2 separate regions of the Homo sapiens genome follow, and region 2 is linked to region 1. The links are chromatin contacts, found by Hi-C in ENCODE. All regions are on one chromosome and are shown on one strand. The core of a region is the stretch at or near the end of the contact, and the rest is flanking DNA. Distances in the headings are between cores, read along the strand shown. Region 1 holds the start of HS1BP3-IT1 (HS1BP3 intronic transcript 1). Region 2 overlaps LDAH (lipid droplet associated hydrolase).

Region 1 (5,933 bases), core at 1,064-3,563:
TTCTCACAGGAGTGCGAGCCCCATTGTGCATGCGAGCCCTTGCTCATTCAAGAGATCTTGGTTGTGTGCTCCTTATGAGAATCTAATGCCTGACGATCTATCACTGTCTCTCATCCCCTGAAGGTGGGACCATCTAGTTGCAGGCAAACAAGCTCAGGGCTCCCACTGATTCTACATTATGGTGAGTTAGATCATTATTTCATTATATATTACAACGTAATAATAATAGAAATAAAGTGCACCAAAAATGTAATGTGCTTGAGTCATCCCGAAACCATCCCTCCATCTCCAGTTTGTGGAAAAATTGTCTTCCGATTTTTGTCTTCCCTGATGCCAAAAAGGTTAGGGACCGCTGAAGTAGGGGACCTGACCCCCAACTTTTAGCTGCCTGACCTACCCAGCCAGGATTGTCCCTCCTCACCAGGGCTGAGCCTGGCTCTAGGCACTGAGGCAGGGAGTCTTCGATAAGGAGGCAGCCGGCTCCCCTGCCAGGCCCTCTCATCACAGCCCAGAAAGGATCATAAAAATCTTGAAAACAACAGCAAGGGTTTACGGGCTGGGAAACAGGAAGCAGGTCTTCTTTCCTTGAATCCTCCTAGTCCCATTCTATGAGAACCATCTATGATCTCAGTGCAAACTATCTAGATTTCCATAATAAATGCATAGATACCATATTCAGCACTTTCCAGGGTTGTTTTTCTTTAATCAGCAAGAATTTTTTTTTTTTCTCAAGCAAAAAATCTTCCCCAGAGCGTTGACATGCATGGCATATAAAATCAGTAAGAGGGGAGGTTTCTCCATGTGGAGAATTCTGCTTGGCAGAGGTACTCTAATGTTCTGTGGAATCGCTGAGGTTTCTACAGCACAGTTTGATCACCTCTCATGGAAATCAACTTCCTTTTCTTAGAGCTGAGAACGCCAACGTGGAAGGTGAAGGCTTGCTGAAACCCCCAGCAGGTCGGTGGTAGAACCAGGAAGGCCCATGTCACCTGGAGCTCCGTCCAGGGCTCTAAAACCAGTACAAGGCCTTCCTTAGCCTGAAATGATAAATTTAGACAAAATCAGAGCTATGAGGACACTTTGCTAGTCCAAGGCTGCCAGGGGAATGGTGTTGCCGTGGTTACTCTGGCCCAGGAAGTGACCTTTTGCTCCAAAGTCCTAGAACAGAGGCCTGCTTCCTGCTGGGCTCAGAGAGAAGGTCAATAAGGGGATGGCCAGGACTGTGGCCAAGGGCCTCATGCTGCTTCTGGCCTGTAAACTGCATGTTCTGAGGCCATGTCATAAACACAGAGGGGACCCTGGGGCCCTGGAGTGGCGGCCTGTGTCTCCCCTGGGCCTCCCTTTTAAGGAGGGATTAGAGATGACTCCAGCTCAGGCCTTTTATGTGGCCTTAATGGGAACCATGGCTGGATCCTAAACACATTCAAGTTGCCCAAATCCTACCCACAGAGTCCAGGGAGCCATGGCACCTGCTGGCTGCCACGGGTCTGCAGTGAAAGATTCTGATGGGGTACCTATGAGGGTCCAGCCCAGGAAATGCAGAGGGGGAAAAACACCAGGCCCTGAAGGAGCTGAGATTTGTGTGTAGGACAAACGGAGAAATGGGTGCTTCAGACACAGCAGGAGGAAGGCTGTGATGGGTAGAAGGACAGAGTACAGCACAGAAAGGGGAAGAAGGGACCACTCTGCTCACATGTATGTGGGTGGGGGGAAGAGATAAAAGTAATTCTCTTAGTCCTTTCAAGCTGCTATAAAAACTGCCATAGACTGGGTGATTATAAACAACAGCAATGTATAGCTCACAGTTCTGGAGGCTGAGAAGTCCAAGGTCAAGGCATCAGTTGATTTGGTGCCTGGTGAGGGCCTGCTGTCTGGTTCACAGATTGCTGTCTTCTCACCATGTCCTCACATGTGAAAGTGGCAAGGCAGCTCCCTGGAGCCTCTTTTATAAGGTCACTAATCCTATTCATGAGAGCTTTACCCTCATGACCTAATCCCTGCTCTAAGGCCTCACCTTCTAATACCAGCGCCTTGGGGGTTTAGGTTTGAGCAGATGAATAGAATCTTGGAGGAACACAAATATTCAGATAGTAGAATAAGCTTCCTGGAGGAGGCAGTATCCTAGCTGGGGTCTTGAAGGAGTTTTGACAAAGCAGCTAGTATCAAAATACTAAAGGGCCAAGGCAGGAGCGAGAGGTATCTGGTACACCCAGAGGTGGGATTAGAGCAGTGTCACGGGGAAGGAGGGGAGAGTTGTGAGAGCTTTAGAAATTTGAGTCACATCCTGTGGGTCAGCGGTTTTCAAGCTACTGTGCCCTAAGGAGCCCTAGGTTTGATGAAAAGACCTCAGGGCAAGAGGTAAGCTCTGGACCACTCTGCTTTACATTTCAGGACTCCACACAGGATCACCTTTGAACTAAGGTCCCAGTGATTAAGAAAGAACGTGGGAAACTGTCATCAGCCATGCGGGAAGCTCTTGTTGGTTAGTCTAAGGCTCTGTCTCCTGGTATGACCTTTTTTTTGGCCACTTGGAGGTGTCAGGGGCCCCAAGAGGCCTGCTCCCCTGATGGGCCGTGATGGATGGACGTGACCATCACCTCTGCCCACTTCCCTGCCCAGCAGGGGACTGTGGAGACAACTCCAGCCAGCGGCTTCCTTGGCTTTGAGGCTAGTTGTCTGTGGTCTCATTTGCATTTATGTCACGGAAGAGTCAGCAGGAACCAAAGATAGACCTAGGGAAGAAACCAGCCATGTCGAGGAAGGGCCGCAGCACAGAGCAGGCTGCAGTCCCTTCGCAGAGAGTCAGGCAGGCAGGCACGGGCTGTGGCCAGAATCACTGGTTGCTACAGGATCAGCAAGGCCCAGCCGAAACCCTCCCTCCTCCAGGAAGCCCTCCTGCTGCCTCAGGGGAACTCCCTCTTTCTGCGCCTCTGTGCCTCTGTTAGAGCAGGAGTCACTGTGAGGAGGAGGAGGATGATAGGGTTCTGCTCCTGGTGAGTGCCTGGTGAGGAATTTTCTATGCATGACCTGGACCCCCAGGGCACCTTTGTACAAATTAGAAAAGGATCCCCCTTCCCGTGGGTAGACACAGCTCTGTCCCAGGGTAGTTACAGCTGTGTCCCAGGGTAGACACAGCTCTGTTCCCGGGCCATGGCGTTTCTGTGGGTCACAGCCATCTGTCCAGACTGAAAAGGAGACAGCTGCTGTGATCTCTGCCCACAGCTGGGAAACTGAGGCCATGTCACATTAGGGCACCTTCTCCCAAGGCTGCCGAGGCTCTCACTCCCTGCTCCAGCTGTGCAGGCTACAAGAATGTCTCCCTCATTCAGGGAAGTGGCATGCCGGGCTCTGTCTATCCCGAGATGCTATGATCTGAGTGTTTTTTTACTCCCGACAACGTGTATGTTGAAATTCTCTCCAGCAAGGTGAGGGTATGGGAGGTGGGGCCTTTGGAAGAGATTAGGGCATAGGACAGAGCCCTCCTGTTTGGGATTAATGCCCTTATAAAAGAGACCTGAGGAAAACCCCCTTGCCCCTTCCATCCATGAAGATGCAGCAAGACAGCCCCCTCCAGGAATCAGAGAGCCAGCCCTCCCAGACACCGAAGCTGCTGACACCTTGATCTGGAACTTTCAGCCTCCAGAACTGTGAGAAATACATGTCTGCCATTTCTAAGCCACCCCATCCACGGTATTTTGTTGTAGCAGCCTGAATGGATTGAGATAGGGGACCTCACTTCCAGCGAGTCTCAGAGGGCACTTGGCTAGGCCCAGCTAGAGGCTGGCCTTGTTGCTGCAAATCCTGAGCCAGAGGACAGCCTCTTCTACCAAGCACTATGGCCACCTGAGAGACAAAACACAGAGCAGGGCCCTAGCCTAACTGCCCTGCAACTTCAACCCCAGCATAGGGAAGGAGCCATCTCTCCATTGGGTCATTGATGCCTTCCCAGCAGGCAGGCCATGCCAGCTGCCTCAATGCACCAAAGTAAGCTCAAAAAGGATTTGTGATGCCATCAGCCACTCATTTCAGACCCATTCACCTCCTCCAGGATCTTTTCTCTATCATCAGGCATCCATAGACTCACGTGGACGTGTTGCCCAAAGCCCACTCACAAAGCATCTAACCCAGCCTTAGCACACCTGGGCCCCCACTCTCCCCACACCCATGGCAGATGTCACTAATGGATCACTGCACTTCTTCCTGTTAAGCCTGGATTGAACCTCAGAATCCTTCTCAACCCAGTGGCACAGCCAGAGCCATCTGAGTTGGAATGTGTAAGATGCAAGCTATTGTAGCCATCCCCGATGGGTCGATGCCCAGATTTAAAGATGACAAAACTGGGGACCAGCAACAGGAAGGAAATTGTGCCAGTCACAGAGCCCATCAGCAGCAGAGACATGGCAAGAAGCCCACGTCCCTCTTCTGAAATGGAGGCTGTGGTGGTTTTCATCAGGGAAGTTTTAGGGGACTCTTCACAGTTAGTGTTGCAGGCCCTGGGGCAGCCCTTGTACATTCCTTCAATGCCGGCCCTGGAGGACCATATCCCAGGCTTGAGTGCATCAAAAGGACCCACTCTTCCATCCCCGTGGCGGCTCCAGGGACCAGCAGGGGCAGCAGGGCAGGCCTGACCTTCATACACAGTTCCCTGCACACACTCGGCTAACTGTGACCAGGGTGAGAGCGGGCGCAGTGGGGGAAGGTTGTGGGAGGAAGGGTCAAGGGCCTCTGGTGACTCATGATGTGGGCTCAGGGAGTGTTGGCTGAGCCAACATGTCTGGCTCGAAAAAGAGGATCACCAGAGGCTGAAGTGCGGGGGCCTCATGAGAACCGAGGTACACCAGGAGCTCAGAGGTGGGGCCAGCATGTTCTGGGGGTGTCTACAAAGGCTTCCGGCAGCTCAGAGTTCAGCCTGAGCAAACTCTTGCTCATTCATTCACTCATTCATTCAGCCAAGGTCAACTAGTGTCAAGCGTTGTTCTAGCCGCTGGGACACAGCAGTGAACAAAACTGACAAAACAAGCCTGTGGCCTAGGGGAGGGGAGACAATGAACAACATAAATGAGGAGAAGGCCGGCACGTGTGATGGTGATGAGTGGTAAGGAAGAGAGAAGGCAGGTGAGGAAGAGGGAGTGTTCCGGGAAGGTTGCAAGTTTAGACAATGTGGCCAGGGAGGGCCTGGCCATACCAAACAATTGACTAAACCTGACGATGCTGATGGAGGAAGCGTGTGGACCCTGGGGGAAAGGCCAGCATCTGCCAAGGCCCTGAAGCAGGAACATGGTGTGCTGGGGGGACAGTGGGGGGACAGGGCTGGAGGTCAGGGGTGGTGGGGTAGACAGCGGGAGGTTGGAGGTCATGGATAAGGCCAGATCCTGAAGGGCCTTGAAGCACAGAGTAATGACTTGGGATTTTCCTTAAGGAGGTGATATCGTGGGTTGAATTCTTGCCCCCAAAAAAGCCATGTTCGCATCCTAACCCCTGGAACGTGTGAATGCGACTTTATTTGGAAAAGGAATCTGTGGATGAAATTAAATTAAGGATCTCAAGATGAGATCATCCTGTGTTATCCAGGTGGGCCTTAAATCCAATCACAGGTGTTTCTGTAAGAGACACACAGTGGAGAAGAGAAGGCCACGTGAAGGCTGAGGCAGGGATGGGCGTGGTGCTGCCACCAGCGGGGGAACGCCAGGAACTGGAAGAGGCAAAGAAGGACCCTCTGAGGGCGCAGGGTCCTGCTGACACCTCAACTTCAGACTTCTGGCCTCCAGGGCTGTGAGAGGAGACTTTTCAAGCCATCCAGTTTGTGGTCATTTGCTATGACTGCCCTGGGAAACTGATCCTGATGGGAAGCCCTTGGAAGCTCTTGAGCGGAGGAGGGACATGCTCTCCTGGGCTTACTCCTAGCTGCATAGGAGAGTCTGAGCCGGGCAGGG
Region 2 (5,933 bases), core at 2,444-4,943, 150 kb before region 1:
CTGTCAGTGATTCTAAATCAGAAGAGCCCAAAACGAAGTGGTTTCCACAAGATTTCAAGCTGAGGAGAACAGCATTTTGCATCCAAAATAAAATAAGTGCAGAGAATATAAAATGATAAAAGCTTGAGAAGAATGGGCTATAGGAAGATATTGAAGCTAAGTTTCAGGTGTTTGTGCAGTTATAAGTTATGTAAAGACCTCTGCAAATATGCAAACATTCCTTATTATTAACAACCGTGACATGAAGATTAAAAGTATTAAATGGCTTTTTTTTTCACATTCAGGTAATTAAAGTGTAGAAAAATCTCTGCCCCAGAGGTCTGAATATAATTCACATGAATGGAAAATGGCAAAAGTGGTTAGTTTCTTGAGTACCATCTTAACTGAAACATACTAAAATGGCATAATTTTGTTTCAGTAATCAGTAGTTGAAAGATCTCATGCTTTACTTCTTAGGATATGGATTTAATTATTTCTGGAGCTAAATGATTTGAGACACTTGTAAAGATTAGCCCATATCTAACAATAATAGTAGTAATTGGTTCAACCATAAGAAAATTGCCTCCAAACAATAACAATTACAAATAACTTATTTTGTACGTAAATATATAGTATATATAAAGGTTAATGGCATGGATTCAGAAATCATCCTGCTTTAATTCATATCTCTGTCACTTTGTGGCTGAACCTCAGTTTTCTCTTCAGTGGAATGAGGGAACTTCATAAGGTTTTTATGTGTATTAAATGAAACAATATATATAAAGTGCATAAGTGTAGTACCTAGAAAATAGTAAGCTATCACTACTACTGTTAATCCAAGTACTTCCCTGCGAGGCATATTCTTATCTTTCTGACATATGAAGTTTTTAAGACAGAGTAGAAAATCTCAAAAAGCAAACTCTTGATTAAAATATAATGGCATTTGCAGTTTATAAACTGCATACTTAGTAAATAAGCTTACTAAGCTTGTGTTTCCAGTGTGATCCTAAGGAGAAGAACACATGGCCTTATGGGAAGAGGAGATAAACTAAACTAGGATTACTTCTAGACCTATGTTTTGACAGCTAGCAAGTTTATCTTTGAAGGCTGTCTGGTTGACATTGCATGTTGGCTAAGACATGCCTTACAAATATTGCAGTCACATAAAAAGAGAAACTGTGTGCTATTTTTTTGTTTGTTTTCTGCTTGTACGGTGGAGAAGCACCCTGCCATAAATACATTGGGTGGGTTAAACTAATAAACAAATAGGCAGGGTGGCAGTGATAATGTTTTTTTGAAGATGTTGAAGTACTATTTGTCGCAGCTTCACTTAGTCATAACACATAGGCACCATTGCTGCTCTCCCAGAAAAATGGATGCATCTGTAATAAGCTATATAAACAGGTGAAGTCTTTCAAGGATTTTGAAGATTTACTGTTTTTTTAAAGCCTATTTAATGAAACAGGTTGTGCACAATCCACACCTAAGCACCATACTTCTTACCTTGTGGCCATACCTCAAATTGTTTCTTAGCTCCTTTTCTAAAAAATGATTACAACAATAATAATAAATTCAAGAAAAATAAGCATCAAAATACTTTCCTCTAACCCCTGCAAATGTATCCAGTATAAAAATTCCCAGTGTGCATATTTACCTTCCTGTACTGTTCAAGAAAACACGGTTGTGCTTCATTATCAAAAGTTCATTCTGGTAGATAACAGAAGAGAATGTGAAATATGCGAAAATGTTTTCTTAGGATAGAATGAATTGGCTAACATGGGAGTTCTTTTTTTAATGAGATAGTAACATAAGAAAATGTTTGGTCGTGTACACAGATTTGGAAACCTTCACCACACAGCTGTGTTATCAAATTAGGCATACTTCCTTGACTTAGGTGATTTTTTTTTTTACCAATATGAAGAATGAAAAATTTTTATTACTGTGATTTATCAAATTTGGACTGCAAATTTCATTGAAATTATCATTACAATATCTAGGAAAAGTGTCACCCAGCAGGTAATAATTGTTGTTCTCCAAAGGCAAGAGAGGAAAACCAGTCTCATCAACTAAGTATTAGTTGTGATAAGGTCTTTGGTCTTCTTATATTTTTACAAGGCAGTGACGCATTCAATGTACATATTAGAACTTCCTTATTGTTTTGGTCCATTCCCATTATTTCAGACTGCATTTTAATTCTCAATTTGTTATTGATATAGATCAATCAAATATAACCCTGTGGTTGCTTATATATTTTTAGAGTTTCCCTTACATGCAGTTTTGCTTAACATGGGTCACAGTAAAGGATCGTTTATAAAAGTAATGGATTGTTTCCTGTTTCTGCCAGCTGATTTGATCAATCTGAAGTTCCTTATGTACTATGGGTTACATAACCAGTCTGGAATCTGTGTGGTACATTCTTCTAGTTTGGTATTAACTGAATTAATCATTTATATTCTTTAAATCATTGAGGACATTTTAGTAAACACTTGAACTGCTCTCTTCTTCAAGTACTCTGCTCCAGCAATACTGTTCACCTGGCTCTTACTCAAACACACCACTTTAGCTTTCTATGGCCTCTGCACATGCTCTTCCCTCTCCCCACAAAATTTATTTTTCCAAGCATCTCTTAGCTCACCCCCTAACTGCCTTTGCACAAATGTCACCTTTCATCAAAGCCTTTCCTGAACACCCTATTTAAAACTATCCCACCACCCCTAGCAATTTCTAGTCCTCTTTTATTATTTTATCTGCCCCGTCATAGGACTTGTGACTTACTACCATCATACATATTTGATTCAATTATTATTTATTGCTTAAATTGTTATGATCATTTATTATAAATCATGTATTACAGCTAATTAACATACATATGCTCAGTCATTTACTTGATTAGTTATTAGCCTCAATTATATCTTATTTTTTAATATATATTTTTATTTGACAAATAGAAAGTATATAGATTGGTACAATATGATGTTTGGAAATAAGCATATATTGTGGAATGACTAAATCAAGCTAAGTAACTTATGCAGTACCTTACATGCTTATCTTTTGTTGTGATAAGAACACTTGAAATCTATTCTACTGTCTTAGAAATTTAAAAATGGGCAAAGGACTTGAATAGACATTTCTTCAAAAAAAATGCAAATGACCAACAGGTATATGAAAAGGTGCTCAACATCACTAATTATCAGAGAAATGCAAATCAAAACCACAATGATATATCACCTAACACCTGTTAAGATGTCTATTAGAAAAACAAAATGTAACAAGTGTTGATAAGGATATGGAGAAATAGAAATCTTTGTGTGCCTTGTACACTGTTGCAAGAGCATTAGTAGAACTACTTTGGAAAACTCTTTGTAATTATCTACTAAAGATGAATATATGCCTACTATATGACCCAGTGTTTCTACTTTGAAGTGATACAGCCAACAGAAGTACATGCATACATGCACCAAAAGACATATACAGAAATATTATTAGGACTTCTGGTTTCCAGTTCCACATGTAGGGAGCTTAGAAGTTGCCACTCCAACCCTAACAAGTAAAAAGCTAAGCAAACTGAGAAATCAATTCTTATCGGACCCAGGATAGGGGAGGACACAGGGAAAACCACTGTCCCCAAAAGACTAGAGAGACAGACTGGCAAATACCGAGAGCCACAAGTTACTAGAGCATGCAGTCACAAACAGAAACCCCCACAGGAAGCAGTGCCATGGTAGAAAAACCTGAGCTGTAATTGATGAATTATAGGAGGTTCAGTATGAACAACTCTGAAAGTTTTAAACTCCAGGAGGACCCACTCATGGGGAAACACCACAATTTTGTTAGACTTACCTACATGAGCTCAATTAGATTCTCCAAGTAAATATTGCAGAAAAATCCCTATGTGCTTCTGGCAGGGGGAAGGTGAAATGAACCATTTTGAAATATGCCAGAGCACTGTGCTCTTCTTAACAAGGTCTGCCCCCAGGAGAAATTAGTTAGCTAAATCCTAACCTGCTGGGGTATTATTAGAGCCTGACCCAAGGGAAGGGAAATACCTAACTCTTGTCAGCTCTAACCTTCTGCATCAGAGAAGGGAAATACTAAACTCCAGACAACTCTAGCCATCCTGTCCTACCAAAGAGGGGAGAAGAATACTGAGGAAACACTTAGAAGTTTGTACACCAGAGGCATATGCTTACTAAAAGACTGAGACTTAATCATAGGATGATAGAATGTCTCCCCTCCCCTTTCCCCCACCTAACTGCTACATTGCTAAAAGCTGATTTATAAAAGTTCCTTTTACCTGGTACATCATGTCCAGCTACCAAGAAAAAATTACCAGGCATACCAAAAGGCAAAAAAAAAAAAAAAAAAATCTGAGGAGAATAGAGCAAGCTTCAGACCCAGACAGATAGGGATTCTGGAATTATCAGATGAGGAATTTAAATCCACTATGATTAATATACTAATGGCTATAACAGATAAAGAAGGCATCATTCAAGAATAGGTAGACAATGTAAGAAGAGAGATGGAAATCCTAAGGAAAAAGCAAAGAGAAATGCTAGAGAGTAAAAACACCGTAAAATAAAAATGGCTTTGATGGGCTTATCAGTAGATTGAACATGGCTGAAGAAAGAGTCTCTGAGCCTGAGAATGTCTCAACATAAACCTCCAAAATTGGAAAGCAAAGAAAAAGACTGGGAAAAGAAAAAAAAAGAATAAGGACTGCAGGACAACTACAAAAGGTGAAACATATGCATAAGGGGAATACTAGATGGAAAAGAACGAGAGAAAGAAACAAGAAATATTTCAAACAATAATGACAGAGACATTTCTTAAATTAATGTCAGACATCAAACTTCAGATCCAGGAAACTCAGAAAGAAAATAATAGGGGTTTGAAACTCAGATCTCCATAAAGAAAAGAAGAGCATCAGAGAGGGAATAAACAAAGACTAAAATGTTCATTTTTCTTATTCTTAATTGATCTAACTGATAAGTTTGTTCAAAATAATAATAGCAACAGTGCTTTCGATTTTGTATGTTTATATGTTATATGTATGCTTACATATAAGTGAAATGAATGACAACAACACAAGGAGCAGGAGGGAAGACTTAGGATTATTTTGTTTTTGTATGATACACTACTTATAAAGTGGTATAGTGTTATTTAAAAGTGGACTTGGGGGTGCAGCGCACCAGCATGGCACATGTATACATATGTAACTAACCTGCACAATGTGCACATGTACCCTAAAACTTAAAGTATAATAAAAAAAAAAAAAAAAGTGGACTTGGACTAGTTGTAAATGGATATTGCAAAATCTAGGGCAACCACTAGAAGAATTTTTTTTTTTTAAGTATAACTGACATGCTAAGAAAGGAGAGAAAATGGAATCACATAAAATGCTCAATTAAAACCACAAAAGGCAGAAAATATGTGGAAGATGAAAATAGAAAATAATGACAAATGTGGTCTATATTAATTTAACTACCAGTAATCACTTTGAACATCAGTGGTCTAAGTGCACCAAATAGGCCTGGTGTGGTGGCTCACACCTGTAATCCCAGCACTTTGGCAGGCTGAGGCAGGAAGATCACTTGGGCCCAGGAGTTTGAGACCAGCCTGCACAACATAGGGAGACAGACCATCTCTACAAAAAATTTGAAAAATTAGCCAGGCGTGGTGGTGTGTGCCTGTAGCCCCAGCTACTCAGAAGGCTGAAGTGGGAGGATCTCCTTGAGCCTGGGAGGTCAAGGCTGCTGTGACAGAGTGAGACCCTGTCTCAAAAAAAAAAAAAAAAAAGGAAAAAGAAAAGAAAAAGAAAAGCACTAATTAAAAGATTGTTAGAGTGGATCAAAAAACAAGACTCAACTGTATGTTGTTTACAAGAACCCCACTTTAAATATAAAGACACATGTAAATGAAAAGTAAATGGATGGAGAAAAATATACCAAGCTAAC

What was found. A loop is a pair of places that touch in the nucleus more often than their neighbours do. Pooled maps may share reads with other maps.
Region 2: a loop to region 1 is called in a pooled map, with 6 times the contacts of the local background. The contact joins two enhancer-like sites. A Hi-C loop is called at or near these places in 2 of 37 single-sample maps with no recorded cell type and 4 of 50 pooled maps.

The regions. Positions count from the first base shown.
Region 1 is chr2:20,592,456-20,598,388 of GRCh38, reverse strand. It overlaps HS1BP3-IT1 (HS1BP3 intronic transcript 1), which reads left to right and starts at 5,841. Exons shown (of 2, transcript NR_046836.1): 1 at 5,841-5,933. It also overlaps a transcript of HS1BP3 not described here. Within about 2 kb of position 2,313, at least 29 of the 41 ENCODE cell types and tissues checked have a DNase peak (open chromatin) inside an H3K27ac peak, as active enhancers do.
Region 2 is chr2:20,742,636-20,748,568 of GRCh38, reverse strand. The region is part of intron 4 of LDAH (lipid droplet associated hydrolase); the gene reads left to right. Among named protein-coding and RNA genes, the nearest start is that of LDAH, 77 kb to the left of the region's middle. Within about 2 kb of position 3,693, at least 2 of the 41 ENCODE cell types and tissues checked have a DNase peak (open chromatin) inside an H3K27ac peak, as active enhancers do.